Regions from separate parts of the Homo sapiens genome. Here region 2 is linked to region 1. A link is an interaction called in ENCODE POLR2A ChIA-PET data of the cell type or tissue named here. Cell type or tissue: PC-9. All regions are shown on one strand. Links, peaks and the distances in the headings refer to the core of each region. The heading gives the core; the rest is flanking DNA.

The links. ChIA-PET counts read pairs that join two places held together with the same protein. Peaks named below come from ENCODE experiments on the same cell type or tissue, not always from the same donor. Only the 100,000 strongest peaks of a DNase experiment are listed, where the experiment ranks them.
Region 2: POLR2A ChIA-PET joins it to region 1 with 17 read pairs; 20 of 35 experiments call an interaction of 5 or more read pairs at or near these places.

What each region holds. Positions count from the first base shown.
Region 1 is chr20:17,582,835-17,598,131 of GRCh38, reverse strand. The region is part of intron 1 of DSTN (destrin, actin depolymerizing factor); the gene reads right to left. Among named protein-coding and RNA genes, the nearest start is that of DSTN, 20 kb to the right of the region's middle. In PC-9, for the core only: no CTCF peak of the experiment used is centred there; no DNase peak of the experiment used is centred there; H3K27ac peaks cover 1,715 bases.
Region 2 is chr20:17,682,932-17,698,228 of GRCh38, reverse strand. LOC105372547 (a long non-coding RNA gene) reads left to right here. Exons shown (of 2, transcript XR_937294.2): 2 at 49-613. It also overlaps a transcript of BANF2 not described here. Among named protein-coding and RNA genes, the nearest start is that of RRBP1, 8.3 kb to the right of the region's middle. In PC-9, for the core only: no CTCF peak of the experiment used is centred there; no DNase peak of the experiment used is centred there; H3K27me3 peaks cover 3,864 bases.

The sequences.
Region 1 (15,297 bases), core at 4,978-12,977:
AAATAGACCAAAAGTGAAAACAATCCTAAAGTCCATTTAGTGATGAATAGATTTTTAAGATGTAGTATATCCACACAATGGAATATTTCTTGGCCATTAAAAAAATGAGGTACTGATACATGCTACAAGGATGAACCTTGACAAACACTGTGCTAAGTGAAAGAAGCCAGACAGAAAAGGGCACCTATTGCATGATTCTATTTATATGCAATGTTCAAATTGGGTAAAATCAACAGACAGTAGGTAGATTAGTGGTTTCCAGAGGTTGAGAAAAAAGGGGAATGGGGAGTGACTGCTAATGAGTATGGGTTCCTTTCTGAAGTAATGAAAATGTTCTGGAAGTTGACAGGAGTGATGCATACACAACTGTGAATATACTGAAAAACCACTGAATTGAACTGTACTTTGTGGTATGTGAATTATACCTCAATAAAGTTATTACAACAAATACCATGTGTTCGCACTTAGGAACTAAATAATGTGTACACCTGGACACAGTGTGAAATAAAAGACAATGGAGAGCCAGGGGAGGATGAGGAATTAATTAATGGGTAGAATGTATGTTATTCGGGTGATGGATACCCTAAAAGATCTGGCTTCACTGCTACCATCCATGCATGTAGCAAAATTACACTTGTACCCCCATACATTTATACAAACAAATAAAAATAAAGTTGTCACTTTAAAACACATGCAAGAATCCTGGGAGAAAGATACACTAAGATCCTAGCATTTACTTAATATTAAGGTAACTGGGCTATTTCATCATCTCATTCATTAAAGATCTCTAAATAACACACTCCAATGCCATCTACTCCACATTTTCTGTTCATAAATGAACATTCACTCTAATAAAGTGGCAGAAACAGAAAATTAGGACTAGAAAACTCATAAGTACACAATATTACCACATTCCTAATTTTAAAAAGCACTTTTCTTAAACCTTTTACTGCTTTAGGAGTAGCATATTTCTGATCTTTACAACGTATCTTATGTTAAGCAAGTTAAGAATCTCCATTTTGCAACAGATGAATAAAATGTTCAAAGCAACAAAAATTGAAGAACTAGAAACAGATCCCAATCCCTCTAACTCCCTAGTCCATAATGTTGAAGTCACATTTGACCCAACAAGCAATTTCTAAAAGCAGGAAGGCAACATCTAAAGCCTTATATTCAATCAACCAATCTTTAAATACATCAATCAATATCTAAGCATCTCAAACATTCTAAATTCTGATTTGTAAATTAAATCAATGATGTACTAGTAATCAAAAACAAAGTAAATGTGCATTCTGCAATTATAAAACAGATAAATCTCAGCCAAATCTGGCTGTAACTTACAAGCTCCTTAAAAGCCTCAGTAAGGAAGAATTTTGTCTTTTTTTCTATCAGAAGTGATGTCTGTGGAGGTTTCTTATACCATTAGACACTTGTGCTTGAGGAAATTAACACTGAATACTTGAAGGAGAAACTGGCACAGAAACTGGAAGCAGAAAACCAATTTTGACACAATTACAAATATTCAGAGAAGAAAGCTCTGAACTACAGCAGTGAGGTTAAAAACAGAAAAATTCAAGGACATGTCAAAGTCAAACCAATATAGCTGAATGAGACACAAAAGAGTGGTATCAGAGAAGCCCCAGGATTCTCTCGATTAGTGACTAGACTGCAATATATGAACAGAAAAGGAAATATGGCACAGTACGACACATCCACTCTGAAGACTGTGCAAGACATCTAGGTGGAGATGACCAGACAGTGGCAGAAATATGAGCACGGATCTCGTTGGAAGGCTTCACCTAATCCATATTTTGGACTAGCCCACACCATGGGGTCACCAACATTAAGCAGCAAAAGAAAAACCAATCTAGTTTCTCACCACTGAGTACGTAAAAATTAAAAAGAGAAACCCATCAAGGACACTAAAAAGAGGTAATCAGAAAACTAAGAAGAAAAAGAAGGAAGAAAGCAGCATCTTAGAAGCAAGGGAGAATATTTTGAGGAGGAAAGTCATCAACAGCCAATTCTGCAGTATTTCAGAGAATGAAAACAGATCGCTGGGCTTGGCAATTGGGCCTCTGAACATTTCAACAGATGGGAGAAATGGGACAGAAGTCAACCATAATGGACTGGGGACCCATGGGGAATTGAAGAGGTAAAGACAGAAAACATAAGATGGTTAACAATGAAGAAAAAAGGGAAGATTGAATGGTACTTCATGCAAGTTGTCTTATGATTGGGGAGATGTAACTGTTCTAGATATTTAAGAACTTGAAGGAATAAAGAGGAAGAGCCAAAACATTAAAAAAAAATTAAAACATACACTGAGTACTTACTATTGCTAGACACTTCTAAATCACAACAATTCTATGAGACAGCTACTATCACTATTTGCATCTTAAAGATGCATAGCAAAATTAAATAATTTGCCCAGGGTCACAGAGTAAACAATAGAGGAATTGGGATTTGAACTCTGGCAATTTGGCTCCAGAGGAGATTTTTTTTTTTTTTCCAGATGGACGTTCGCTCTTGTCATCCAGGCTGGAGTGCAATGGCACCATCTCGGCTCACTGCAACCTCTGCCTCCTGGGTTCAAGCAATTCCAGAGGAGATAATCTTAATCACTCATAAAATTAACAATATCAGAGATCTAAAGAAATGGGTAAGATCCACAGCACAGATGGGAGAGTTAGCCTAAGAAAAAGATACACATTTTTTTCTCTGAAACAGGGAGGAAGGGAAAATGACAGTTTTGAGGTGGAAGGAAGATACACTGCCAAAAATTGTGTCTGAAAGATTCTATTTTCTCTGTGAAGTATAAGGCAGGAGGAGTAGGATGGGTTTGAGGGCACTCCTCCAATCTACTACTACTAACAATTCAGAACAGCTATGACGGGGAGTTCCAAAAGGAACTACCTAAGGACAAGAAAAAGGGCTCTGGGGACCTCCAAAAGGTCAGCTGAGGTCAAGGGGTGAGGGTGGTAGGACAATGCAGTGGAAAGCAGAGGCTGATGGCAGTGTGGAAGGAAAGGACGAACTCTGCATTCTTCCTCAGAGAGTTTACCCAAGCTCAAGCTTTCAATCATCTAAGCCAAAACTTAGTTCAGACTTCTGCTCTTCTGAGCTTCTAGTCTTTACATTCAACTTCCTATCTCACATCTCCAGTTGTGTGTCTCAAAGGCATGTGATGCACAACATGTCTAAAATAAAAAACAAGCTGGTCCATTTCTAACCAGTCTTCCTTTCTCAGTAGCTATCACCACCCTCCTAGTCACATAAGGCTCCAAGCCTAAGAGATGTTCTTAGCAACTCCTCCATTATCTTACTCTTTGGATTTTCATCTTTCTCTGATACATTCATCTCATTTCACCCTCAGTCCAAGCTTCCATTGCCTCTTACTTGGACTGCAGTAACTCCTCAAGTGGCTGCAGAGGAGGGAGATTAGGATATGTATACATCATACTGTTTTCTCTTCTTGGCTGAACAGGAAAGACTGCATTCCCCAGCCTTCCTGGCAAGCTGAGTTGGCTGTATGACTGAGTTCTGAACAGCCATTTGAGTTCTGAACAGCCAAGCTGGGCCCAGTTATGTAAACTACTTCCAGTCCTGGCCCTTTAAAAGTGATCTTTAAATACACTAAATACAGCTTTTTAGATGTGAATCCTACCACAATAAAATGATTTTTAAAACATCAAAAATTAAATAAAAGTTAAATAAAAGTGATCTTAAAGCTCTGTTTTCTCCCACCAAGATGACCTTGGTAAGCATACTTCATGATAGGAGAAGGCTGCCCAACCCTTCTGGACTCTGCGTGACAGAGACAAATCTTTACTGTGTTAAGTCACTGAGATTTTGAATTTAATTTGTTATTGCAGTTCTAATACAACAAGACTGCCCATACCAACTGCCCATCACCTTTACCCTCCAATTCATCCTCTACATAAACATGAATCTGATCACCATACTTAGAACAGTCCAGTGGCTTTCCATTGATCTGAAGGTAAAAAATAGCTATTTATTTATTTATTTATTTATTTATTTATTTATTTTTGAGATACGGTGTCACTTCGTCACCCAGGCTGGACTGCAGTGGCATGATCATAGCAAACTGCAGCCTCGCACTCCTGGGCTCAAGTGATCCTCCCACCTCAGCTTCCTGAGTACTGGGACTATAAGCACGTGCCACCATGCCCAGCTAATTTTTAAAATTTTTTTTGTAGAGACAAGGTCCCACTATGTTGTCCAAGCTGGTCTCAAACTTCTGGCCTCAAGCTATTGTCCTGCCTTGGCCTCCCAAAGTGCTGAGACTACAGGTATGAGCCACCACCCCCAGCCCAATAATGGGCTCCATTTGGCTATACCTACCTCTTTAGCCTTATCTTATAGACCACACACTGCAATTTCACTACCCTGGCTTTCTTTCAGTCATTTGTACTTGCCATACTCTGGCCCACTTCAGGGCCTTTGCTCATACTATACACCCTGCCTAGATAGCACTTCCCTACAGTTCTTTGGCTAATACTCTTTAGATGTCAGATCAATTCTCACTACGCAGAAAAGTCTTCTGCATCAAAACCAGTATCACATGCTCCCATAAGATCATGTATCTCCACCACACACCACCTCCTACCACTTCAATGCTCTATCTTTAAAATTACTTAATATCATCTCCTTAAGGCCACAAGTTCTTAAAGACTGTAAGTTCCTTAAGATAAACGGTGTCTGTCTTATTCATTATTGTGTTACCCTGAAAAAAAAATCAAAGATCAGTCAGATGAATCATTAGTTTGACTTATGGAGAAGATAAGGACAGCACATACAAAGCTTCAATACTTGGTAGAATATACATTATTCCTTGATAAACTCCAGTGGAAGGGAATTTAAAGAAAGTAGCTTAAACAGAAAGACAGTTCATCAGGTAGTTTCATGCTGACTTAAAAGCACTCTAAAACAAGGGGACTGAAAGGATGAAAAGACTGCTCCTGACAAAGAGAACCCAGCAAATACAACAGGAGATGAGGATAAGGGAGAAGGAAACTGGAGACTCGCACCAGGTTGAGATGGAAAAGGCCTCCAACAGAAGGTTCAGGGGTTTGGAGACTGGATATTTTTAAAAAGAGTAAGAGGAACAGAGTTGTGCTTTGGGAAAATACATGAAGCCATGCGTAAGAGAACAAGAAGAGGAAGAAAATTATAGTAGGCACTCCAGCTAAAAGGCTAATTCAGCAACCAAGGCAAGAGGTGCAAAAGGCCTTCACTAGGGTAGTGGCAGCATTACTAAGGAGGAAGTGATGGGAACTGCATAGGTGCAATCAATTGTAGTTGACAATCACTGGACTGGGAGAGGGGAGGTGGAAAGGAAGGAGTCTGTATGGTGATCAGGAGGCTAATTAATAATGCCAAATGCTCACTTTCCTTAATTTCCCCACTGTGGTGGCTTTGATATTAGAGTAGTATGGCTCTTCATGACTAGTAACTAGTAGTATGGCTCTTCATGACTAGTAACACTATATACTAAATTTTGCCTGCAAAAATAATAAAAAACCCACAAGGTATAGTATATGTTAGATTTAATGAATATACTTAAATTTATTATACCATGGTTTACTTACCACATCCTTGAGATATGGTGAATATTAAAACCGAGATAAAAGAAATAAAGATTAAATAACCGGTTCCGAGATTTTTTTTTTTTTTTTTTTGAGACAAGGTCTCTCTGTGTCATCCAGGCTGGAGTGCAGTGATGTGATCATGGCTCACTGCAGGAGCCCTGACCTCCTGGGCTCAAGCGATCCTCCCACCTCAGCCTCCTGAGTAGCTGGGACTAGAGGTGCATGCCACCACACCCAGCTAATTTTTGTATTTTTTTATAAAGATGGGGTTTTGCCATGTTGCCCAGACTGGTCTCGAACTCCTGGGCTCAAGTCATCTGCCTGCCTTGGCCTCCCAAAATGCTGGGATTACAGGCATGAGCCACCATGCCTGGCTGTAGTCCCTAGGTTCTTGATAATGATTTTTATACAGTAAAACTAAAACCATGAGGCAGACAGAAAGCACGGAATACTAACCCTAAAGCCTGGCCCAACACTGCCCAGGGCTCTGACCTTCTTCTAAACTCCATTCTCGTAGTGCCTGTGTATCTCCTCTCAATACGCTGGTAGCTCTCTTACGTCTTTGCCTCTAGTGGGTGAACTGAAAATCTGGGGTAAAGATTAGCAGATGGAAAGAAGACAATGATTAAAGTAACTGCAATTTATTAACATCTCAGAGACCAAAAGGAGATATCTTAAAGCACTAAAATCATGAGAGTAACAATCCATCCCCATTCCTCTACTAACTAGCTATGTCACCTTAGGCAAGTCATTATCTCTGAATTAAATTTGTTCCTTTAACTGTACTTAGGGGAGTGGACTAGATCAGTTATTATCTAACTCTAATGTGCACAGGAATCACCTGCAGATTTTAAAGATTCTGATTCAGAATATCTGGGGTAGAGTCTGAGAGTTTGTATTTACACTAAGCTTCAGGTGATGATCACTAAGATTGCTCTGAAATTTCATGAAAGAGAATAAAATCGTAGCTCATTGCTATAGGGGCTTCTTTGCCTACAGGCAAAATTTTTATAATGAAGCAGTAGTGGTAAGAGTACTTTATTTTACCAATATTAGTAGGTCCAAAGTCAAAGCATTTTTTGTGTGTGCCACGGACTCCTGGCAAAGCCTATGGGCCCTTTCTGGAAATAGTGTTTCAAATAAAATAAAATATACAGGATTGCCCAAAAAAAAAAAAACCCAATTATACTAAATAATAGTTTATCTATAATAATAGTTGAGAGTTCTTGTATTAATTTTGGATGATTTGTTATCACAAAACAACATCATGGTGAATATTAAAACAAAAGTGGCTGTAACACCAATATACAGAATTATCTGTTTTACAGATATTTATTATCTTTTTACCTAAAAGAGCCTTTCCCATCAGTCCCATTCTTTCAGTATTTCCGTGGTTTTTCTGGGGGGGAAGGGGGACAGGGTCTTGCTCTGTTGCCCTAGCTGGAGTGCAGAGGCACAATCATGGCTCACTGCAGCCTCAATCTCCCGGGCTCAAGCGATCCTCTTACCTCAGCATCCAGAGTAGCTGGGACTACAGGCAAACACCACCACACCTGGCTAATTTTTTAACTTTTTTGTAGAAACAGGGTCTTGTTATGTTGCCCAGGCTGGTCTCGAACTCCTGGCCTCAAGTGATCCTCCTGCCTCAGCTTCCCAAAGTGCTGGGATTACAGGTGTGAGCCACCATGCCCAGCCCTAGTATTTCTCTAAAATGTTAGGTTATTAGATTTAATTGCTCATTTGTCAAGAAACCTAAACTTTATTTTTAAAAAAGCAAAATCAAATTGTTTTTACTTAAAAAATTTTCTAAGAGTTACTGATATTCAAGTACACAGTTTTAACAATAAAGACCATTAAAGGATACTCTGAACATAGCACCAAGTTTGCTGCACAAATGGGAAGGAAAATCTTGAGAGCAAAAATAGACTGCTATCATAACAAGAGCTTTGTGATTACCTTAAAAAGATATGTTATCCACAACTTCAGTTTCTCCATGTACCAGTGACCACTGGAGAACAGTTGCTCTTAGAGCTCCACCCCCATGTCAAAAAATAGCTGTTAAAAATATACTTCACTGCATTTTATCTCGCTTGACTACCAGTTTTTAACTTGTTCTCAAACCTGTCTGAGTCTCCTCTGGCACAGCTTTTGTGAAATAATGTTTCAGAGATTAAATCAATACATCTGAGGCCCTGCATGCATACTTAAGAATCACTGTGTAAGCTTCTTTAAAAATGTTACTACTCACTCACAGAGGGAAGTAAATGTTACAAAGAATATGGAACACTGGGTATTTTACAGTTGCAAAGGACAGAACACAACTTAAAATAACAATTCTCTCAATTCTAGCATAAGGATAGTAACCTTTGAAACGTGAGCATTAAATTTTTCTAATTTGATTTTTGTAAATAACTGAACCAGTCCAAAAGCTAAATGCAATGATAGCTTACAGCAGTCCCTCCTAAACCAAAATAAATCAGAAACGGTGGTCTTTTTCCGTACTACTAAACTCAAGACAGACACCTGACCTTGGCTACATAATTAATGACAACTAAACTTCACATGATCCTTATTATTAATAGAGAAAACAGGATGAAAGCTATTTTAACTACCTCAGAAAATTATTAATTAAAAAATTTTTTTCTAAGGTAAAGTCTGAAATATTTGAATGTAGGATACTGCAGACAAATACTCAAATTTTCAATAGCAAATTTTCAAACTGGCAAAAATGTCATCAGCATCTTAATCTACCTACTTCTACCAACTTCTCAAAGGAGTTAGGGAGTTAAAAACTGGGTTCACGATTCTACTTTATTTATACCATGCCTTGCACAAGGGCCAATAGAAACAGAATGACTAATGACAAAATATTTGGGCTTTTGGCTGCTATAATTGATGCTTCTGAACAATCATGCTGAGACAATAAATAAAATGAGAGTGACAAGTTCTTCAGCACATTTCTGCTTCACAGAAGTGTTCAGGGCCTCACAGGTCCTATATTAAGATGCGGAACTTGGCTGGGCGCTGCGGCTCACGCCTGTAATCCCAAAATTTTGGGAGCCTGAGATAGGCAGATCACCTGAGGTCAGCAGAGCAGCCTGGTTAACATGGTGAAACCCCGTGTCTACTAAAAATACAAAAATTAGCCAGGCATGGTGGTGTGTGCCTGTAATCCCAGCTACTCAAGAGGCTGAGGCAGGAGAATCACTTGAACCTGGGAGGCGAAGGTTGCAGTGAGCAGAGATCACACCACTGCACTCCAGCCTGGGCGACACAGCAAGACTGCCTCAAAAAAAAAAAGTAGGGGGAGGGAGGGTTAGGGGTTGAATATATACATCTCCCTACCAAAACTCTACTTAAAGTATAAAAATGGGATTAAAAAGAAAAAGAACATAAGTCCACCACGACAAGAAGAGAAGAAATATGGAAGTTCAAATAAGGAAGAATGAGTGAAATGGGTCTGAGAAGCAAAGATCCCTAGACTCCCTCCTGAACGCCATCCTGCTGCCAGCCCCTTACCCCTGGAATTCTGGAGTTTATTCTCTGGAGAAGGTAAACAGTAGTTCTGGAGTAGTCAGAGGATACAGGTGACCATATGTAAATGAGTGCTGAAACACTCTCCCCACCACCACCACCATCTTGAAGTCATGCCTTACTAAATCCTTTGTCCCACTGTTCTAGAGAGCCGTGCTGTCCAACAGAACTTTCTGTGATGATACAAAGGTTCCTTCTTTTTGAGACAGAGTCTCGCTCTGTTGCCCAGGCTGGAGTGCAGTGGCGCAATCTCAGCTCACTGCAAGCTCTGCCTCCTGGGTTCACGCCATTCTCCTGCCTCAGCCTCCCAAGTAGCTGGGACTACAGGCGCCCGCCACCATACCCGGCTAATTTTTTTTTGTATTTTTAGTAGAGACGGGGTTTCACCATGTTAGCCAGGATGGTCTCGATCTCCTGACCTTGTGATCCGCCCGCCTCGGCCTCCCAAAGTGCTGGGATTACAGGCGTGAGCAACCGTGCCCAGCCAAATGTTCCTTTTTATTCCCCTCAATTTAGAGTTTATTTTGCCAAGGTTAAGGACATGCTGATGACATAGCCTTAGGCGGTCCTGAGAACATGTGCCCAAGGTGGTTGTGTGACAGACTGATTTTACACATTTTAGGTGGGGCAGAAGTTACAAGCAGGCATCAATCAATAGAGGTAAAGTGTACATTGGTTAAGTCTGGAAAGGTGGGATAACTCAAACAGGGGATTCCAGGACATAGGTGAATTCTGTAAACCAAAAGTACCTGAGGTCTCAATCAAGTTAGAAATTTATTTTGCCAAGGTTTAGGACATGCCTAGAAGAAAAGAACCCAGAAGCACGGAAACAGTCTGTGGCCTATGCCTTTCTGCAAAGATGATTTTGAGGTCTTCAATATTTAAAGGGGAAACGTGCCTGGAGGGGAAAGAAGGAGGGTATGGTCATACACTGTGCAAGAGAAAAAAAGCAAGTAGGGAACAGTACATTATGTACTGGTCTCGTGCTCAGTAAATCAGCATTTTACATAAGGTGAAGATGTCCCTTTTCTGCACTGTCTAATATGGTAATCACTACCAAGTGTGGCTACTGAATACTTGATGTGTGGCTAATAAAGCTGAAGAAATTTTAAATTTTAAATAGTTTGATATAAAGTAACACATAAAATTAACTCTGTTAATACCAAAGTAGTATGTCTGGAGTAAACAAATTTATTGACCATATTTCATAGTTTTCTGCCTCAGAAAACAATATATTATTTAGCTTGATTGATGCCTGCTGTCATCAGGAAACTCAGTTATCATGTACACAATGACAGACTAATGCCTCTAATATCAAAGTCACTCAAAGAGAAAAAAAGAAAAAAAAAAGAATAATGCCTCCAAGGGTAAAGACTTCAATTCTAGTTTACTACAATTAACTATGGTTAACTATTTCTGAGGGCAAGGAAGAAATCTTGGGAGAAATTCAGATAAACTCTTTTTTTTTAAAGTACCTATTCCGAGTGTTAATTTGGAAAGAGTCAAAACAACCAAAATGAAGGATCATCATAAAGTTTCATACAAGAGGGCCTGACTTAACCAGGTGTGGTGGCACATGCCTGTAGTCCCAGCTACTCAGGTGATGAGGGAGGATCACTTGGGCCCAGGAGGTGGAGAATGCAGTGAGCCAAGATCACACCACTGCACTCCAGCCTGGGCAACAGAGCAAGACCCTGTCTCAAAAAAATAATAAGGACTTGACTTTAAGCAAAGACCTTAATTCTTACAGATGCCATAACAAGAATTTTTTTTTTTTTTTTTTATTCCTTGAGAAACAAAAGCCTAGTTATTGGGGAAGAAGTGAAATAATGGATTTAAAATATAAGGTTTATGTAACAGCAATAAAGATAACTTCATTGTATGTAACAATACTACACACAGGGCTATTTCTGATTTTACAATTAACTGGGAAAATTGAGCAAGTCAAATACTGAATATATATATATTTTTAAACTGGCTGTGTTATTCTCAAAAACAGAATTTGGAACATTTAACCTTTGAAGACCTTTTTAACCAGAGGAGAAAGTGTACCACAGGGTTGAATCAGACTTACTAAAATCCTGTAACTTGGGCAAGTCAGCTAACTTCTTTAATCCTCAGCTTCATCATCTGTAAAATGTGAATTATCATACTGCTAACTCAAAAGGACTGATTAAAACAACACACATAAGGCCTTCCATGCACTAAGCAAAGACTCTTACATTAACCAGAAAATCTAGTTAGAGCTTCTTCGACTCTTTCTAGTTAACAATGCAGCCAATTTTTATTGAAATCTTTGGGTAACAGAATGTTATGGATAAAGAAACCAAACAGCTTAAGACTGATTTGAAACAGTAATTTCCATTTGTTCTCTGATAATCAAAACTACGAATTAAAAACAAACCTAAGAATTTAATGTGCATCTCTTCTTTCTCCACATGACTATTAAGTGGTTAAACAGCAAAGCCATATCAACAGCAAAGAGAAGGGAATAGTTCTCTCAACACAGTAAGATTCAATTACAATACCTCCTACCATTCTCCTAGGCACAACCATCACCTGCAGCTATAAATCAAAATCTGCAATGATGAAACTGGGTCCTATGAGGCAAGCCATTGGTTTTGTCCTAAAATATGTCCCTTTTCCTAGTATATACAGGCATACCTTGGAGACGCTGCAAGTTCAATTCTAGACCATAGCAATAAAGCAAGTCACACAAATTTTTTGGTTTCCCTGTGCATATAAAGGTTGTAGTCTATCAAGTGTGCAATAGTAAGTTCTATTAGTTTTATCTAAGGTAGAGAAAATGACTGTTTCAAGGATTTATGAGCATTAGAAAGAGGAAAAAATCATTCTAATATTCTGCCCCATCCTTAACTGAGACAAGAAAAAATTAAAATATATCTCTCCAGGGAGACCCTCTCTCGGGCGACCTGTTTTCTCAGCATAAGGAAGCTTTCTCTCTCTCTCTCTTCTTTTTTGTCTATTAAACTTTCTGCTCCTTAACCCAGAAAAATAAATACATAAATAAATAATAAAATAAAATATACCTCTCCACTGGGGAATGGAATAAAATTCAGCAATAAAATAGAACTGCTGAGGCACAAATGCTTTATGCTGAGTGAAAAGAAGCTAGACTCAAAGTGTATCAATGTACAGTTCCATTTACATGGCAAAGGTAAAACTATAGAGACAAAAAACAGATCAGTGGTTGTTGGGGATAGGAGGAGGGATTAATGAGGAATTTTTTGTGTGTGAAGGAATTATTCTATATTTTGACTGTGGCTGTAGTTACACAACTATATATGTGTATGTATATATATGTGTGTGTGTGTATATATGTGTGTGTACATATATATGTGTCAAAACTTCCAGAACTTACAGCAGAAAGGGTGAATTTCACTTTATGTAAATTATACTAAATTAGATATATAATTTTTATTTCAAGGTGAATAATACTTTCAGTATTCTACTCTTTGAGAAACAGCATATTAACCAAACAGTAAGCTAAATGTGAAAAATTTCTCCTTGGTTTAACAAGCTGTCTTAGTTCTCTCTGGATGGTTAACTAGCAAATCAATAAATATGAAACAGATTTGATATTGCTGGTTAACTAATCTACCTGTTTCCCAGTCACACCTAGTTTTCTAAGCCCTGCCAATTCCTCCTTCAATGTGTATTTCAAATCTATTCCCTCTCATTTACTCTCAAAATCTCCTATCACTCCCAAGATTAAGTCTTTAACAATTCCCAAGCACCCACAAGATAAAGTCCTTATTTATTAACAGACCATAAAAAGCACTTTATTGTGTAAACCAACCTACTTTTCCAGATTTGTCTTCCACCACAGGCAACCCTATTTATTACTCATTAATATCTTTTAGAAAGCAATTTGGCCATTTATATCATAGAGCCTTATAATAATCCATACCCATTGACCCTTTAACCCAGTAACCTCACTTCTAGGAATTTATTCTAGGAAAATAATCTACATAATACTAAAAAAACAGACAGCCCAAAGAAATAAAAACAGGAGAACTGCAAAGTAAATGATAGTATATCCACAGGATAGTTCCTGATGCAGCTGTTAAAATCATGTTTATGCCAAGTTTTGAAAAGCATGTGGGAAATACTTATGACTTACTTTCAGTGAATGAAGAAGCTGGATATAAAGTTACATGTACAGTATAATCTCAATTATGAAAAACAGTACAGAAGAAAAAGAAGTTCCACAATTTTATCTCTAAAAGTGAGGCTATAACTGATTTTTATCTTCTCTCTAGTTTTCTATATTTTCTAAGTTTTCTCTGGTAAGCCTTTTTTTTTTTTTTTTGAGACGGAGTTTCGTTCTTGTTGCCCAGGCTGGAGTGCAATGGCGTGACCTCGGCTCACTGCAACTTCCGCCTCCTGGGTTCAAGCGACTCTCCTGCCTCAGCCTCCCGAGTAGCTGGGATTACAGGCATGCGCCAACACGCCCGGCTAATTTTTTTGTATTTTTAGTAGAGATGGGGTTTCTCCATGTTGGTCAGGCTGGTCTCGAACTCCCAACCTCAGGTGATCCGCCTGCCTCAGCCTCCCAAAGTGCAGGGATTACAGGCGTGAGCCACTGTGCCCTGCAGGTAAGCATATTTTTTTATATTAGAAATACACACACCTTTTTGATTCAGTGATTTCATACCTAGGACTCTCTTTTGAAGAAATGCAAGATTTATGCACAAGATGACAGAGTATTTCTTATAAAAATAAATTTAACATGAGGGTGATGTACATGCATGATATTATTAAACAATTTAAGTAGTTTTTACAGATATATTCTATATACCATGAAATTTACCCGTTTAAAGTGTAGTAAATTCAGTGGGTTTTCAGTATAGTCACAAAGTTGTGCATCCATCACCACCACTTCCTAATCTTAGACCATTTTGAACACCACAAAAAGAAACCCTGGGCTGGGTGTAATGGCTCATGCCTATAATCTCAGCACTTTGGGAAGTTGAGGCAGGAAGATCACTTGAGTCCAGGAGTTCAAGACCAACCTCGGCAAAATAGTGAGACCTCATCTTGACAAAAAAACTTTTTAAAATTGCCAGGGATGGTGGTATGGGCCTGTAGTTCCAGCTATTCAGGAGGCTGAGGTGGGAGGATCACTTGAGTCAGCGTGGTAGAGGCTGCAGTGAGCTATGCTCATGCCACTGCACTCCAACCTGGGTGACAGAGACCTTGTCTCAAAAAAAAAAAAAAAAAAAAAAAGAAACTCCAAACCCATTAGCAGTCATTCCTCATTCCCACTCCCACCCACCCCAGCCCTTACTAACCACTAATGTACTTTCTGTCTCTATGGATCTGTGTATTCTGGACATTTTGTATAAATGGAATCACACAATATGTCATCTTTTGGGACTGGTTTCTTTCACTTAGCATATTTTCAATGTTCATCCACGTTGTAGCATGTATCAGTATTTCATTTCTTTTTATTGCCAAATAATATTCCCTTCCCTTGCATGGATATACTACATTTATCCATCTATCCATCAACTGATGAACACTGGGTTATTATCACTTTTGGCAACTATGAATAATAATGCTATGCACATTTGTGTACAAGTTTTTGTGTGGACATACATTTTCATTTTGCTTGGATATGTAGGTAGGAGTAAACTGCTGAGTCATACGGTAGCTCCCAAGTTTAATTTTTTCAGGCACTGCCAAACTATTTTCCAAAATTACTGCGCCATTTTACATTCTCACCAGCAATGTATGGGTGCTCCAACTTCATAGCCTGGCCAACATTTGCTACAATAATCTTTTCATTATAGCTGTCTTAGCAGGTACAAAGCAGTATTTGCGGTTTTGATCTGCATTTCCCTAATGGCTAATGATGTTCTGCATTTTTTTCCATTGGCTTATTAGTCATTTGCACATCTTTAGAGAAACAGCTATTCAAATCCTTTGCCCAAACAAGTGGGTTTTTGATTGTTGAGTTGTAAGTCCTTTAATATATTCTACACACAAGCTCCTTGTCAGGTATATGATTTGCAAACATCTTTTCCTATTCTGTGGGTTGTGTTTTCATTTCCTTGATGGTGTTCTTTGATGAACATTTTTGAATACAATGAAGTCCAATTTATCTATTTTTGTCACTTGTGCTCTT
Region 2 (15,297 bases), core at 5,804-13,803, 99 kb before region 1:
TATTATTATTTTTTATTTTTGAGATGGAGTCTCACTCTTGTTGCCCAGGTTGGAATGCGATGGCGTGATCTCGGCTCACTGCAACCTCCGCCTCCCGGGTTCAAGCAATTCTCCTGCCTCAACCTCCAAAGTAACTGGGATTTACAGGCACCCACCACCACTCCCAGCTAATTTTTTTGTATTTTTAGTAGAGATGGGGTTTCACTTTTTTGGCCAGGCTGGTCTCAAACTCCTGACCTCAGATGATCCGCCCATCCTGGCCTCCCAAAGTGCTGGGATTATAGGCATGACCCACCGTACCCGGCCGGGTACCACACACTTTTAAACAGCCAGCTCTCACAAGAACTCACTATCATGAGTACAGCACCAAGACATTCATGAGGGATCTGCCCCCAGGACACAAACACCGCCCACCAGGCCCCACTTCCAACATTGCAATCACTTTTCAACGTGAGATTTGGAGGGGACGAATATTCAAACCATATCAGTGCCCACAGTGGCAACTGGCTTGCTAACATACCCCACATTGTTGCCCCCATCCCCTGCCTCACTTCCCCGCTCCCCTACCTATGTTTCCTGGGATCAAACTGCAAATAAACTGCTTCCACTCAAATCCTTGTTTCAGGGTCTGCTTCAGGGGGAACCCAAACTAAGACTTTGTAAATAAGAAATGATGTCTGTTCTTTGTAAGTTCACATTTAGATGGAGAAACTATATAAATTGGCTTGGTATAATTCAGAATGTCTGGGAACCGGTGAGTGTCAGGTCTCAGGGCAGATGGAGGTGTTCTGCTGGTTGGCCTTTGGAGTATCATTAGGAATGTCTTGAGGAAACACATGAGCTGATATGCTCAGGGGGAGGCCTGGCAACCTGGCCCAAAGGCCTTTTCCTCTGCACAGGGAGGCCTGAATGTGCTACCCCCAGGGGACTGATTTGCTACACAAATTCCACCTGCTTTCCATCTCCCTGGACAATTCCTCCTGGAATAAGAATATGGAGGTGGAGCTAGCACCATATAAAATATGGCTCTTGTTCATGCTTTTGGGGGAGTTTCAGGTGTTTAGAGAAGGCTCGCTAGGGATATCTGCTGGCCTGTTAGGATTAATATGCTTTCCTAGGTGTTCTGCTCAATACCATGCTACACCCAGCCTCACACCTGCACTGTGGTAGGATTAATCCAACTCTGCCATAGCTTTTGCAGGGAGCCTTAGTTTCCACCCTAACTCCTTCCACATTCTCCTCCCCATTATCATCATCATCACCATCATCATCATCACCATCAGATCTCTTAGAGATCCTGCTAACACACTACAATCCAAATGAAAACACCATGTCGAGAAAGTACTCTTCAAGTCCAGTTCCCATTCTTCCAATCAGACACGGCATGTACTGAAATTCTGGAACTGCCACTGAAAAGATCCAATCGCGGCTTGGCTGATCATTCACACAAATCATTTCTTTAGCAACATGGCACCCAGAGTTATTTTCCTCCACATTTCAACTTGGCTAGAGGAAGAATGAAGCCTACTGTACCAGAGCATTGCATCAATAACAATATCAATATTTTCAGCATTACCCAGGACTCAAAAAATGGCCTCAAACAGTCTTTAGTTCTGCCTCCAGACAAAGAATTACAACTATAAAAACACTTACCTGGGAAAAAATGTTCGACATTATTAGTGATAAGGTAAATGCAAATTAAAACCTCTACATGCCCACCAGAATGGCTAATATTAAAAAGAGCAACAATACTAAGTGTTGACAAAGATGTGGGGCAACTGGAACTCTCACATAATGTAATATAATATAACCACTTTGGAAAATTGTCTGGTAGTTTCCTGTAAAATTAAACATAAAGACCTACCCTATAAGCTAGGATTCTACTCCTGGGTATTTACCCAAGACAAATGAAAACACATCTACAAGCTGGGTGTGGTGGTTCATGCCTGTAATCTCTGTAATTTGGGAGGCCAAGGTAGGAGGATCATTTGAGGCCAGGAGCTCAAGACCAGCCTGGGCAATATAGAAAGACCCTATCTCTACAATAAATAAGAAAAAAGAAAACATGTCCATAAAAAGATTTGTGCAGGAATGGTCATAACTTCTTTACTCATCATAGCCCCAAACCAAAAACACCCAAATGTCCATTAACAGGTGAATGTCCATTAATAGGTGAATGTATATTCTTATAATGAAATATTAATCAGCAACAAAAGGAACAAACTCTTGATGCATATATGATGACATGATAAACCTTGAAAACATTATGCTGAGCAACAGAGGCCAGACATAGAAGAGTACACACATGGTTCCTGTTATATGAAGTCCTGGAATAGACAAAACTGATCTGAGGCTACAGAGATAAGGTCAATGATTGCCTGGAGTGGGGGATGGGGGAACAGGTTAAATGGCACAGGTAACTCCATGGGATGAAGGGAATATTCCAGATCTCTATCATGGCGATGATTACTCGGGTGTATACATTTGTCAAAATTCATCAACTTGTACACTTAATGTGTGAATTTTAGAGCATGTAAATTACACCTCAATAAAGGTGACTATATACACATATATGTATGTGTGGTGTGTGCATATGTAATGTGTAATACACACACACACACACACACCCTAGGTTTTTCTAGGGGAAGAAACTGGAAAGAATACACTAAAATGTGCTAGTTGTTATGTTTCACAGATGAGATTATAGGTAATTTTTGTATCTTCTTAAATTTACCAAAATTTTACCTATGCGACTCTACTTTTTTTTTTTTTTTTTTTTTTTTGAGACAAGGTCTTGCTCTGTACCCCAGGCTGGAGTGCAGGTTTGTGAACATGGCTTACTACAGCCTTGACCTCCCAGGCTCAAGCAATCCTCCTGCCTCAGCCTCCCGAGTAATTACAGGCATGCCACCATGCCCAGCTAATTTTTTTTTAATTATTGTTTGTAGAGATGGGGTCTTCCCTTTGTTGACCAGGCTGGTCTCAAACCCCTGGGCTCAAGCAATCCTCTGGGCTCAGCCTCCCAAAGTGCTGGGATTACACCATCACACCCAGCCTTACTTTTTAAATAACAGAATGAAAAATGTTCATTTTTTAAAAATTTCAAGCTGCTAAAGGCAAGTGCTTATGGTGGTCTATAAAAACTCTGGAGTTTTGCAAACAGAGTCCTTGGTCAAAGTCCCTGTCCCACTACTTCCTCGTTTTATGACCTAAAGGAAGTTACTTCCTGAGCCTCAGTTTTCTTATCTATATAATCAGTTTGTTGGGATGATTGAATTAGGATAGTGTATGTTCAAAGCCCTCTGCAGGCAGGGTGCGGTGGCTCACACCTATAAGCCCAGCACTTTGGGAGGCTGAGGCAGGAAGATTGCTTGAGTCCGGGAGTTCAAGACCAACCTGGGCAACCAAGTGAGACCCTGTCTCTACAGAAAATTTTAAAAAAATTATCCAGGCCTGGTGGCACGAACCTCTATTTCTAGCTACTTGGGAGTCTAAGGGAGGAGAATCACTTGAGCCTGGGAGGTCAAGGCTACAGTGAGCTGTGATGGCATGACTGCACTCCAGCCTGGGCAACAAAGCAAGACCCTGTCTCAATAAAAAAAAAAAAAAAAAAAAAAAAAAAAAAAAGAGAGAGAAAAAACAAAAATAGCCCCCTGCAAACTATAAAACACTACAATGTTAGATGCAATGTTTCACACAATATATTAATAAATCCAGGGCTTACCTTTGTTTCTGACCTCTTAACTCCTTGCTCATGAGCACTACTTCCTCACCAGCTTCCACTCAGTTCCTAAGATTGTCGAACACCCTCCTGCCTCAGGGCCTTTGCACATGCTGATCCCTGCACCTAGAAGACCTCTGCTCCCACATCTTCAACAGCTGGTTCCCTCGGGTGATTCAGAGTTCAGCTCCAGTGTCTCTTGGGGCTTTACCTAATCATCCCAAAATAGCCTCCTCCCACTCTGTCCCATCACTGTGTTTTATGAGTACTTGAAATTGTCTTGGTTTTGTGCTGACTGTCCACCTCCCATCCCATACCACCTTGTGGAGAGGCTTTGCATCGGTTTTGTTCACTGCTGTATGTCCAGCCCCTGGAGCACAGTAGGTGCTCAAAAATCATTTACTGAATGAACGAACAAGTACTTATTGACAATTAGGCCACACGTTGTATGTATTCAGTTCAATCTGCCAATTCATCGCAACAAGGAGAGACTGTGAGGCAAATGCTGCTTGTTCCCACCCCAGTGGCTGAAGGAATCCGTCCAAGACGTGCCCGTCGGCCATAGATCTGAACGCTTGCCACTGCCCATCAGGCTCCAAGTCAGCCACCGTGGTGTGAAGATGCGGGAATAAGGAGGGCATTGTGCTGCCTGCAGAGACACGTTCCGAAAAGAATTCAGAATTCGGGAAAGCACCTCCTCCCACTGGACACACCTCTCCTAGCCAGGTGATTTGTCCTTGCCTCCTTTCCCCGCCGTCTCTTCCCCACCGTGAGCAAGGAAGTCAGACCAATCTGCCTTACCTTTGTTCCTCGCAGCATTCAGCGCAGGGTTGCTTTAAAGTTCTGATTCTGCATAAACCCTGCCAATGCCACAGTGGAATTTTCTAGCCCATGCCAAAGACGGAGCTCATTAATTTTCGTGCCTGAAAGAAAGAAAACACTTCTTTAGAAATTGGCGTGTTTAGCACTCTGCTGAGGGAGGGTGAAGCCTCCCTGCAAGGAAGATTAATCTAGGTTTGTAGGTAGGTCATTCAGGGAAACACCAGCACACTGCAAAAGACATTGTCCACGCCAATGGCCACCCGCTGCCTGTGGGTGACTTGTGCAAAGGCAGGAAAGCACCCACTCCTCTCAAAAGTGCCCATCCAGTACATTTCCAGAAAGTTCTTCTGCCCTGTCTCTTCCCTCCTTTTCTGAAATGTCCATGGTTCCTGGAGATATCACATCTGAGTGCCAGCTTTTCAAAGTGGAAATCAGGCTGGGCCAATTCCCCAGGGCCTGGACCTGATGCTACCACAAAGATAAGCCAGAATCTCTTTATGCAGTGGTAAGTAATTTAAAACTTTTTTTATATTAAAACAAGGAATGTGTCTTAGAAAATAGTGTAGAAGGGAAAAAAATTAAACTATGACATCGGGGGTTGGGACTTCTGGTGATTTTTACATTATTCTTGATATCTTGTCCTGTATTATCTGTATTATGCATTCAAATGTATTACTCTTATATCATAAAAATAACAATGATACTATTTCCATTTTTAGAAAACCAGCTTATGTGGAAATAGCTTGAAGAAGAATAAAAAATCACATGGGACCGGGCATGGTGGCTCACACCTGTAATCCCCGCACTTTGGGAGGCTGAGGCAGGTGATCACTTGAAGTTAGGAGTTTGAGGCCAGCCCAGCCAACATGGTGAAACCCCGCCTCTGCTAATAATACAAAAGTTAGCTGGGCTTGGTGGTGCATCCCTGTAATCCCAGCTACTCGGGAGGCTGAGGCACAAGAATTGCTTGAACCCAGGAAGCAGAGGTTGCAGTTAGCTGAGATCGCACTGCTGCACTCCACGCTGGGTGACAGTGAAACTGTGTCTCAGAAAAAGGGAAAAAAATCATATGGGTGTTTAATGGTAACGTCAATGTCTTCTTGGACAGATGGCTTAAAGGCCATGCCCCTCCTTGGTGTCCACATTCACTCTCGTCTGACACTAGAGGTATTATGGCAAAAATGCTTGAAAGGCATTTCATGGTAAGTCAGTAAAACTTTAGTGCAAATTAGTCTATCTGAGGTAATCTCTCTCTCTGTCTCTCTCACACACACACACACACAAACACACACACAACACCTAAAATCTCATGAGAATCTGCAGATTCACCAGGAAATGGCACTGGAAGGAAGAATGAAAAGTTGCCTAAATTCAACCACCTAAGTAAATTTTGCCCTGGCCTGGAGTTTTCTGACCACAGTGACAAGTAGCTTTCTGAAGAAGAGTACAAGTGGGGCTGCAGGCTATGCTCTCATCCCTCCAAATCTAGTTTTTCTGCAGTGCACATTCAGATCAGAGGCTGGGACGATTGTGCTGAGCTGGGATAGTTGGCCTGATCTATTAGCTGGCAGAAGGGACTGCAGGGCCAAAGACAGGGAGATGAACTCAATTGCCCTGGTGGACCCTTTCTGAATACTATTATATATATATATATTTTGCCTCTGGTTTAAGGACCTTCTTTAAAACTCTCACTAATCATTTAAAAATAAAGAAAAAATGCTGATTAACCGAATTTGAGAAGTGTCACAAGATGATTAAGTGGCTGGGGAAGAAAGATTTAAGAAGCTGCAGTTTTTAAGTCTGGAGGGAAGAACCTGGAGGAGGGAATCAAATAATGATTTTTAAGTACCAGGCACTTACTAATCAAGTGACAGGCACTTTGTGAACACTCAGCAGAGACCCAGCATTGAGCAGAGTGCCGAAGCTCTGCCCTAAAGCCATGAAGAATAAGACTCTAAGAAATAAGCGCACAGTGATGTAGAAGTGATTTAAGGTAGACATAAGAAAGGACTTCCTGAAGCTAAAACCAACTCATTGCAGAATTGAAATCACAGGGAGTTCAGAAGGAAAAAACAAGTATGACTCAGGCCTTTTATAAGCTTTTTTGTTGAAGAGTCAGGATTGCTATGTACAGAATCTAGCAGTGAACTCGGGTGCCCAGTTGTGTTGTGGTGGTCTCCAAAGGGAGTTGGTGGGGCAGAGGAAAAGAGTGGTAGCTATGTATTCTGGAGTCCTGTGGAGGAATCAGCTCCATAGGCTCTTCGAGGGCAGAGAATAACCAAGTTCAATCCAACTTTGCACCCCTATCAACAAGAGGGTGCCTGGCAAACTTAGCACCAACTACAGGATGAATGACCAAAGACAGCTCTTGAAAGATGAGAGGGCAAGAATGGCATGCAAGGCTATAGGGAGTGTGCTTTGGGCAGAGGCACATGGGGTACAAATGGGAAGAGGAGGAGCTTGGTGAATGTCAGGGGGCACTGGTATATGGAGGTCCACAAAAGTCAGGCAGAGAAACAGAGACTTGACATGGTGGGTACAATTTTAGGCTCCTGAAGGGGAGACAAGAAAAGATAGAAGTAGTGGTTTTGGAATGTTAAGTTTCCTAAATGTGAGCAGGATGGATTGGAAAGAGAAAGCAGGGGGGAAAAAGACAACTCGGTCCTTCACAGTTTCCATATACCACTTCACCCTGTGAATTTACTTTGGAGCACTTACCACAAATTAAGCAACCATCTATTGAAATACTGATTGCCTCCCCCCATCCCCCATCACCACTAGACTATCAACCCACTGAGGGTAGGGGTCCTATTTGTCTTGTTCTCTGCTGAATTCTTAGCAGCTCATATAGACTGTAGTGTGCAGCAGTGCTCTATAAATATTTATTGAATGAATGAGTTTACTAAACCAGGAATGGGAGATGAAGTTCTAGACTACACGTCAAAGTCCTGAGCTCTTCATCTCTGGTAATCTTAGAGAAGAGCCAAGTTGTCTAACTAGCTGGACTAGTTAAGAATGCCTTCTGCTCAGGGATGGATAGACGAAGCCCTATTGTGCCTTCCAACTCAGTGAACCTTGGATTTTATCCCAAGATGTCCAATGTGAGGCACCTAGTCATGCCAGGCACACCTCAGGGCCATGAAATGTTTCTTCTGACTGGTACTTCCCATCTGAGATAGGGAGTTGTGAATCCAGGATTCTTAAGACACCATAGCTGGACAGCACAGCTAGACAGTGTCATTGGTTCAATTAAAACATTTTTGACAGCTTACTAAGTGCTTGCTACTATCCAATGACTGCACTGAAGGGAAGATGCATGGAGTCCTGCAAGGACAATAGAAAGGAGAAAGGTTTCATTAACTCACGTAGGGTCTGTTATACCTGCTCATTTCTCCATTGGCATTTCTGTGGGAGAGGCAGAGAGATGTATCCTACAAAGGTGCCATTTCTGGAGTGTTCAGGGCTTATTTAACTTTGTTATCTGTAAATGTGAAGGCTTCAGCAAGCAACTGTACTTCTCTAAACGTCAGCTCCTCACCTGTGAACTGAGGATAATAATAATAATGGTTATAGTAACAATTATTACAAAGCACTTTACAAACAGAAAAGTGTCAGATAAATATCATTCACCTATTATTTTGGTTTTTCTTGTTTTCTCTGGGGACTCACCACCAGCCACTAAGTCAATCATTGTCATTTTTTGCAAAAACTCCTATCTGTAAGCTCACTTCTAACATTACGCACAGAACAAACCAAATATTCTTCTCCCAAGTTCTCTTTTACTACCACTTGCAGCCACAAAAATTGGCAACTTGGGTTCACACTTACATCTATTTCCTTTGTGTATATTTTATTTTTGTTTTGACAATTACTATAGTCTATAGAGATTTTTGTTGTGTAACAACATTGCTCTGGTTTTGAGTAAAACTATTGCAGAATTTTAATTGTCTGGGATATCACATAGGTCCTCTGATTTAAATTTTGCAAAAGTGCGTGATACATGTGCTGACTATGCAATGGAAGGCTCTCCATTCTGTTTTTTGCTTTTTGGTTTTTTTTAGACAGAGTCTCACTCTGTTACTCAGGCTGGAGTACAATGGTGCAATCTCAGATCACTGCAACCTCTACCTCCCAAGTTCAAGTTATTCTCCTGCCTCAGCCTCCTGAGTAGCTGAGATTACAGGCGCCCACCACAATGCCTAGCTAATTTTCTTTATTTTTAGTAGAGAGGGGGTTTCACCATGTTGGCCAGGCCGGTCTCGAGCTCCTAACCTCAGGTGATCCCCCCACCTTGGCCTCCCAAAGTGCTGGGATTACAGGCGTGAGTCACTGTGCCCAGCCTCTATTCTGTTTTAAAACTCTAAGTCAGTGTTTAAAGAAGCTCAAACGGTCCTACACTCATTTATTCATTTGTTCATTCATTAAATAAATATTTATGAGTTTTGGAGCAGACACTGTTGGCACCTTGCCCACATCCCCTCTGCCATTCCTGTGCATATCAACAGCCTGTGATTGCAAACACCAGCAACCTTCTTCCTAAGTGCTTTCTCTGAGGTGTGGGCTGGAAATACCAGAGAGCTAATGCCTCCAGGAGCAGCCTTCAACCAGTGATGAATAGGAATTGGTGAATAAGTACTCTGCTTCCTTGCTTCTCAGTTTGGAAGCAAGAGAGTTCCTCAATGGTATTACACGTCAGCTGTTCACAGTGGTAACTTGCTGTTGATGCACTGTTCACTGACTTCCTTACATTCCCTGTCTTACTTCCCCACTTCTCTACTGGTAATTCCTGGGATCACCTTCCAACTGCTTTCACTCCAACACTTTTTCTCAGGGTCTGCTTCTGGGGAGATCTAACCCAGGTAGGGAGAATTCTTACCAGGACAAAGGCATTGGACTAGGTGTTCATAATTAAACATTGGGTAGAGCCACTGACCCTAATGAATCCACAGTTCAGACAGGGAGATGATATGGGTGCAGAAATGCCAACATGAACATGCACATCTCATTTTTCTAACATTTAAAAATCCTGCTGGGTCTCTCTCTCTCTCTTTCCCATGCACTCAGGCATGCATGTGCACATGCACACACACACACACAGATACACACACACACACACTCCACTCTGATCCACATGACTATTGTATCTAGTGGTATGGTAGAGCCAGCCTGCTTATGACAGCTGATTGTTACATTTTTAGGAATTTTTCCAGCAGTTGGTTAAACATGGTCATTATTAAAAATTAAATTATATAAACTTAAAATGAAATAGATCATATTAAAAACAAAGGTAATAAATACTCAAAACCATCACTTCCTAATTAGTACATTGTACTACTATCTATACTCTTGGAATGATTTGTGTCTCTCATATTTTTATGGTAGAAATAGTAGACAGTGGTGTGCTACTGCAAATTTCTTCCCATCTTTGCCTTCAATGACTCCATAGCTTGAAATCAATTGGCTCTGATGGGAATATTTACACCACAGAAATTGGCAGATGCTGTAAATCAGGGAGTGCCCCCATCCCCATCTGCACCTGAGAGCCAGTTGTTAAATATTTACCAGCACATCATCCACCATGTCTTGCCTGGAATCTCGGAACAGTCTCCTAATTTGAGTCCTGAATCCTCCATTACACTGTCCAATCTATCCTGCACATTGCTGCTAAAGTGATCTTTGAAAATGCACATCAGATTGCATCATTCTTCTGCTTAAATCTCCCACCCAACCTCAGCTTCCCATGGTATCCTCAGGCCTCCGTGGTCTGGGACCTTCCTGCCTGCAGACCCCCTTCCTTTCTCTCCCTTCCATTTGCCCATGAGCTCCAGCCACACAACCTTCTTTCTGTTCCCTGAACCAGCTGCGAAGATCCTCCCTGACCCAGGATTTTTGCACTTACCCTTCCTTTTCCCAAGACAAGATCAGCTTCTTTTCGTCATTTAAGTCTCAGGTCAACCATCACCTCCTCAGAGAGGCTTTCTCTGTCCATCTTCTTCACATCCACTGCGCTCCCCCTCTCCAAATCCCCATCCCTCTCCATCACCTGAGCCCATTCTCATTTCCTTGTAGCCCATTGCACCACTTCAATTCTTCTTACTTATTTATTGGTTGCTTTGTCTACTATCTCTCTTCCCACTAGAATGTGAGCTCCGTGAGAGAAGACCCTTCCTTTGTTCGTGGCTCTCTCCCCAGCACCTAGAACAGTGACTGACACTTAGTGGGTCCTCAGCTGGATTCATCTGTCGGATGAATGGATGTACATTCCTTCTACCTTCTCCACTCCCATTCATTTCTTAGCCCTCCACGATCTGGTGGTGTCCTTACCAAATACCCCTCCTCTAAAGCTGTTTCCCCAAGGTCCCTGGTGACTCCTGAGTTGCCATGTGCCCCGGTCTTCATCTTGCTGGATTTTTAGGCTACATTTAACAGTGCTTACCATCCCCAATTCTTGAAACTCTCTTCCCTTGCTGAGGCCATCCTCACCTGATTTACCTTTTCCATCTCTCCTTCTTGGACTCAGTAGTTGATTGCATCACTGGTGCCATTGCTTTACCCTTCCCTGTATTTCCCCGCCCCTTGAATCTGGGCTCACCTATCCAATACACCTTGTATATGTATTTCTGCTTATTTTCTTTTCCTTCAACCATCACCGTGAGAAGGGAATGCCCCTTATAGCTTGCTGATCACAGGAAGAGGGGGTGAGCCAGGTGCAGCAGAGCTTGTAAGGTGCCCCAGCCAAGCCCAGGCTGGAGGTGAGCTCTCAGGCCACCCAGAGACCTATGAGTGAGCCAACCAAGATCAGCCAAGCCTCAGCTGACCCACAGATGTGTGAGCTCTGATAAGAAACCATACTTGTTTTAAGCCACTGAGTTTGGGAGTGGTTTGTTACATAGCAAAAGCTGATTGATACATACTCTTTTGTGGGTTTTTTCCTTTCTCTGTTCAGGACTCAAGCATTTTCTCCTGTTCCCATCCACATGCAACTCCCACCCTATCCACTGGTTATAGTCATTGCTGTCCTTGGGTCTGAACCTCCAAGGGTATGCTTAGGTTTCCTAATTGCATCACTGACCCTGACAACAACCCCTGAGCCTCAGACCTACGGAAACATTGTCTCCACCTGGACTTGCCTTAGGCTCCTGAAATCCAACATGTCAAAATACAATACAACATTTCCCCCAGCTTCTGTCCCCAATCTGTTCATTCTTTTGTGTGCCTTGCCCCAGCAGTGACACCACCATGCTCCCTATCACTCAGGCCAGAAACAGGGCTCATGGGTAACCCCTCTCTCCTTCACTCCTGCTGGTCTCTAAGCCTCACTTGCTACTACTTCATGTCCTAATACCCCTCCTGAAGGACCTTGCACCTCCTACCCCTGCCACTGCCCCATTCCAGCCCTTGTCACCTCTCACCTGAGCTATTGTGGGTCTTATAACCCTGTGGGCCCCAAACCTAGCATCCACCCAAAATATAGAACGTCAAAGGAGTCATCACAGCTGTCATCAATCACAAACCCTTCCTTGAGTTGCTACTCTCAAAGGATTAGGCTCAAATCTTGCCCCTTCTATAGGCACAGCACACCTTCCACGACCTGGCGCTGAATGCAAGAGTTATTGCCATGAGCCTTGGGGACCAATGTAACTCCTCCGACGAGCCCTGTGACATGGGCAGGTTCCTTGCTCTCTCTGTGCCTCGGTTTCCTCATCTCTAAAATGGAAATAATAACTCTACCTCCCTTATAGGGTTGTACTGAGGGTTAAATAACTTTACGTATTTGTAGCGTGTCTCAAATGGTACCTGGCACAAGAAACCTAAACATGTTCTCTATTATCACAGTGGCTTTTATTTTCACATGATATTTTATTGTACTTGTCATTTATCATCCTTTCATAGTTGTTTGACAAAGCAAAATCTCTTTTTAAACTGTGAGATATAATATATTCCCATCTTCCTGTCTAGTCTTTCGGATAATATTTGCAATTTATTGTCATGAGTTAATGGACCATATTAGGTAATTATTCTTGTATGTTTAATTTTTTTCTAATAATAATGCTTTGTTTTTAATACACAACTAAAACCAAATACATCCTTTTTTTGAGTCAGGTTGATTGAAGCATAATTTGCTTCCAAGCCAAATGTACTCTTTTTAAGAGTGTACAATCCTATGAGTTTTACCACAGCCATCACTATAATCAAGATATGAAACATCTGCACCACCCCAGGGAAGTTCCCTGTTTCCCTTATGATCACCTGTGTAGAACCAGCTCTTCCCAGCCTCTCCCTCGCCCTTCAGGCTTTGCCAACAACTGAGTTGTTCAACAGATAAACTGAGATGATGTGATCTCAGATCATCCTCTCCCTCCACCTCCCCCTCTCCTCCTTCTCTTTCTCTGTCTTCTTCTTCTTCCCCTTCCCCTTCCCCTTCCCCTTCTCCTTCTCCTTCTCCTTCTTCTTCTTCTTCTTCTTTCTTCCAACCTGGAACTCTTGGGCTCAAGCAGTCCTGGGGCTAGCTGGAGCTGCATGGGCACACCACCACACCTGGCTAACATCATGCCTTACTTTGCCCATGCTATTCCTCGCCAGTGTGCCCTTTTTGGCCTGGCTACCTCCCACTTCTTCACACCTCTGCTGTCAGCCTCTGCTCCCCTCAGGGTGGGGTAACTCCCCCGGCTGGGGGCTCCCAGACTGCTGACTTTGTGTTGAAATGACCTGTTCCCATCTGAGAGCCCCAGCCTGGAGGCTGGACTGTGGGATGGGCTTTCTCGTGCTGCTGGAGGGCTGCATGATTTAGCAGAAGACTTGAGCCTGGGGGGATGCCTCTCACTCCCACCACAGGCAACCCTTGTCCATCTAGTCCTAGGGATGGATCTGGTTTTTCCCAGATACGCCTTGGGAGAGCTGACGAGGCTGCAGGGGGTTAAAGATGGGTGTCCACAGGCACAGCAGTGGCTGTCAAAGTCGGGCCACCCTGAGGGTGTGCAGATCTGCCCTGACAGAGCCTGGTGCAGCGGGACTGATTTCTTTGCCCAAAGGGCATGAGGATGATGAGGCTGGAAGTCTTCACAGCACATTGGGGCTGGCTGTTGGCAGATGAGGGGCAAGGACAGAGGAAATGCAAAGGCTCAGACAGGGCTGCTCTTCCATCCCGAAACAAATGTTGTGTTGAGGCCAAATCAAATGTTAAGTTATGTAAGGGAACAAACAGGGAGCCCCTTTTCTGTAAACACTCCTCACTCCTAAGGACTTTGTAATGTTATCGCTCATGGGACAATATTTACAGAACACGTATATTCACAAGCCTCTATTCTGTGCAGGTGCTGTGTCGGACTATGGTTCACAGTGTGGGAGACACTGCTGTGGCCCCCGACATGCCTCCAGGCACTCACCATTCTGCCAAGGGCTTCTTGCTGCAAGGCTTTCTCCAGCTTGATGGGGGCGGGGGTTAAAGTCCCCCCAGAAGAAGCTGTTAACCAATGAGGACTGGGAGTGGCTGGATAAATAACCAGGTCCTCACCCCTCAGCTGGGACGTCTCTGGGGTGTGTTCTACAGTTTCACAGCATCCCCAGAGACGCCGAGCCCTGTGTGCCCACACCAGTCACAGGCTTGATGTTGGTCCCCTTATTGGCTCCTGCTCATCCCACTTCTCCACCAATGTTTCTTATGATTATCCCCCAAATGAATGATTGAACAAACCCTACTGCCAGGATCTGCTTCCGGAAAAAGATAAACAGTGAACAGGATAAAGGAGGTCCCTGTCCCTGGACAGGCCCTTGAGGGCAGCTGGGTCTTCACTGGACCTATGTGTCATTCTAGGCTGCTTGCCCAGCTTAGCACTGTATACCGGGCACTCCACAAACACCGGTGAATGAATGAATGAATGAATGAACGAATGAATTTCCTCCCTGAAACCCAGAGGAAGGAGTGATTGTCCTAAAGGAGTATACCCATGTTCAGAAAGGTTAGATGGCCCAGCCCTGGTCAAGTAGGACTCATTGGTAGCAATTGCCAGCCAGAAGCTGGGATTCTTGACTTTCATTTGAAGCCGGGTCTCACTGCTGGAAAATGACTGAGTGTTCCAGAGTTAATCCAGGTTAATTCCTGCTGATTAATCATTAATGGGCTAAGGAACCGCCAAGATTAAAAATAGGAATGAACAGTTTAATTTCAACCCAATCGCTCTTTATTCCCCATGAAGGCTTGTATTTTTCACATCTTTCTAACAACAGCTAGTACAGTACTAGTGACAAATGGGGACAGGGAAGATTGAAAATTGTCCAAGAAATAGATGTTAGGCACGGGATTCTGCAGCAACAGGAGCTAGGGAAGTGATGGGGGGCAGTCTAGGCAGCCTTTGGTCGCTCAGAATCCAAAATTCCAAAGAAGCTGGCTTTGGCTCAAGTTCAAAGGGTTGGCTTTAAGAGACGCTGACATAATGGTTAAAAATCAAGCCTAAAATTATTTTAATTTAAAGACTTGACTAATTATGAAGACTGAGTGTTGGCTGATATTGGGGAGAAAGTCAGGGAATGAGGAAGTACCAGTTGCTCCGTTTTGTGGGACACGGATGAGTTTTCTTAGGTTAGAACCTCTCACCTTCCCCAACGCATGGAATAAAACGCCACAGAGTGGATTGTAATTATTGCTCTGCCGGCTGTGATTTGGTTGAGTATCTTAAATAGACCGTGCCTCAGTTGTACCCTCCCTAACAACGAGGGCGATGACATCCGCTTCAATTCCTCGTGCACCTTCTGGC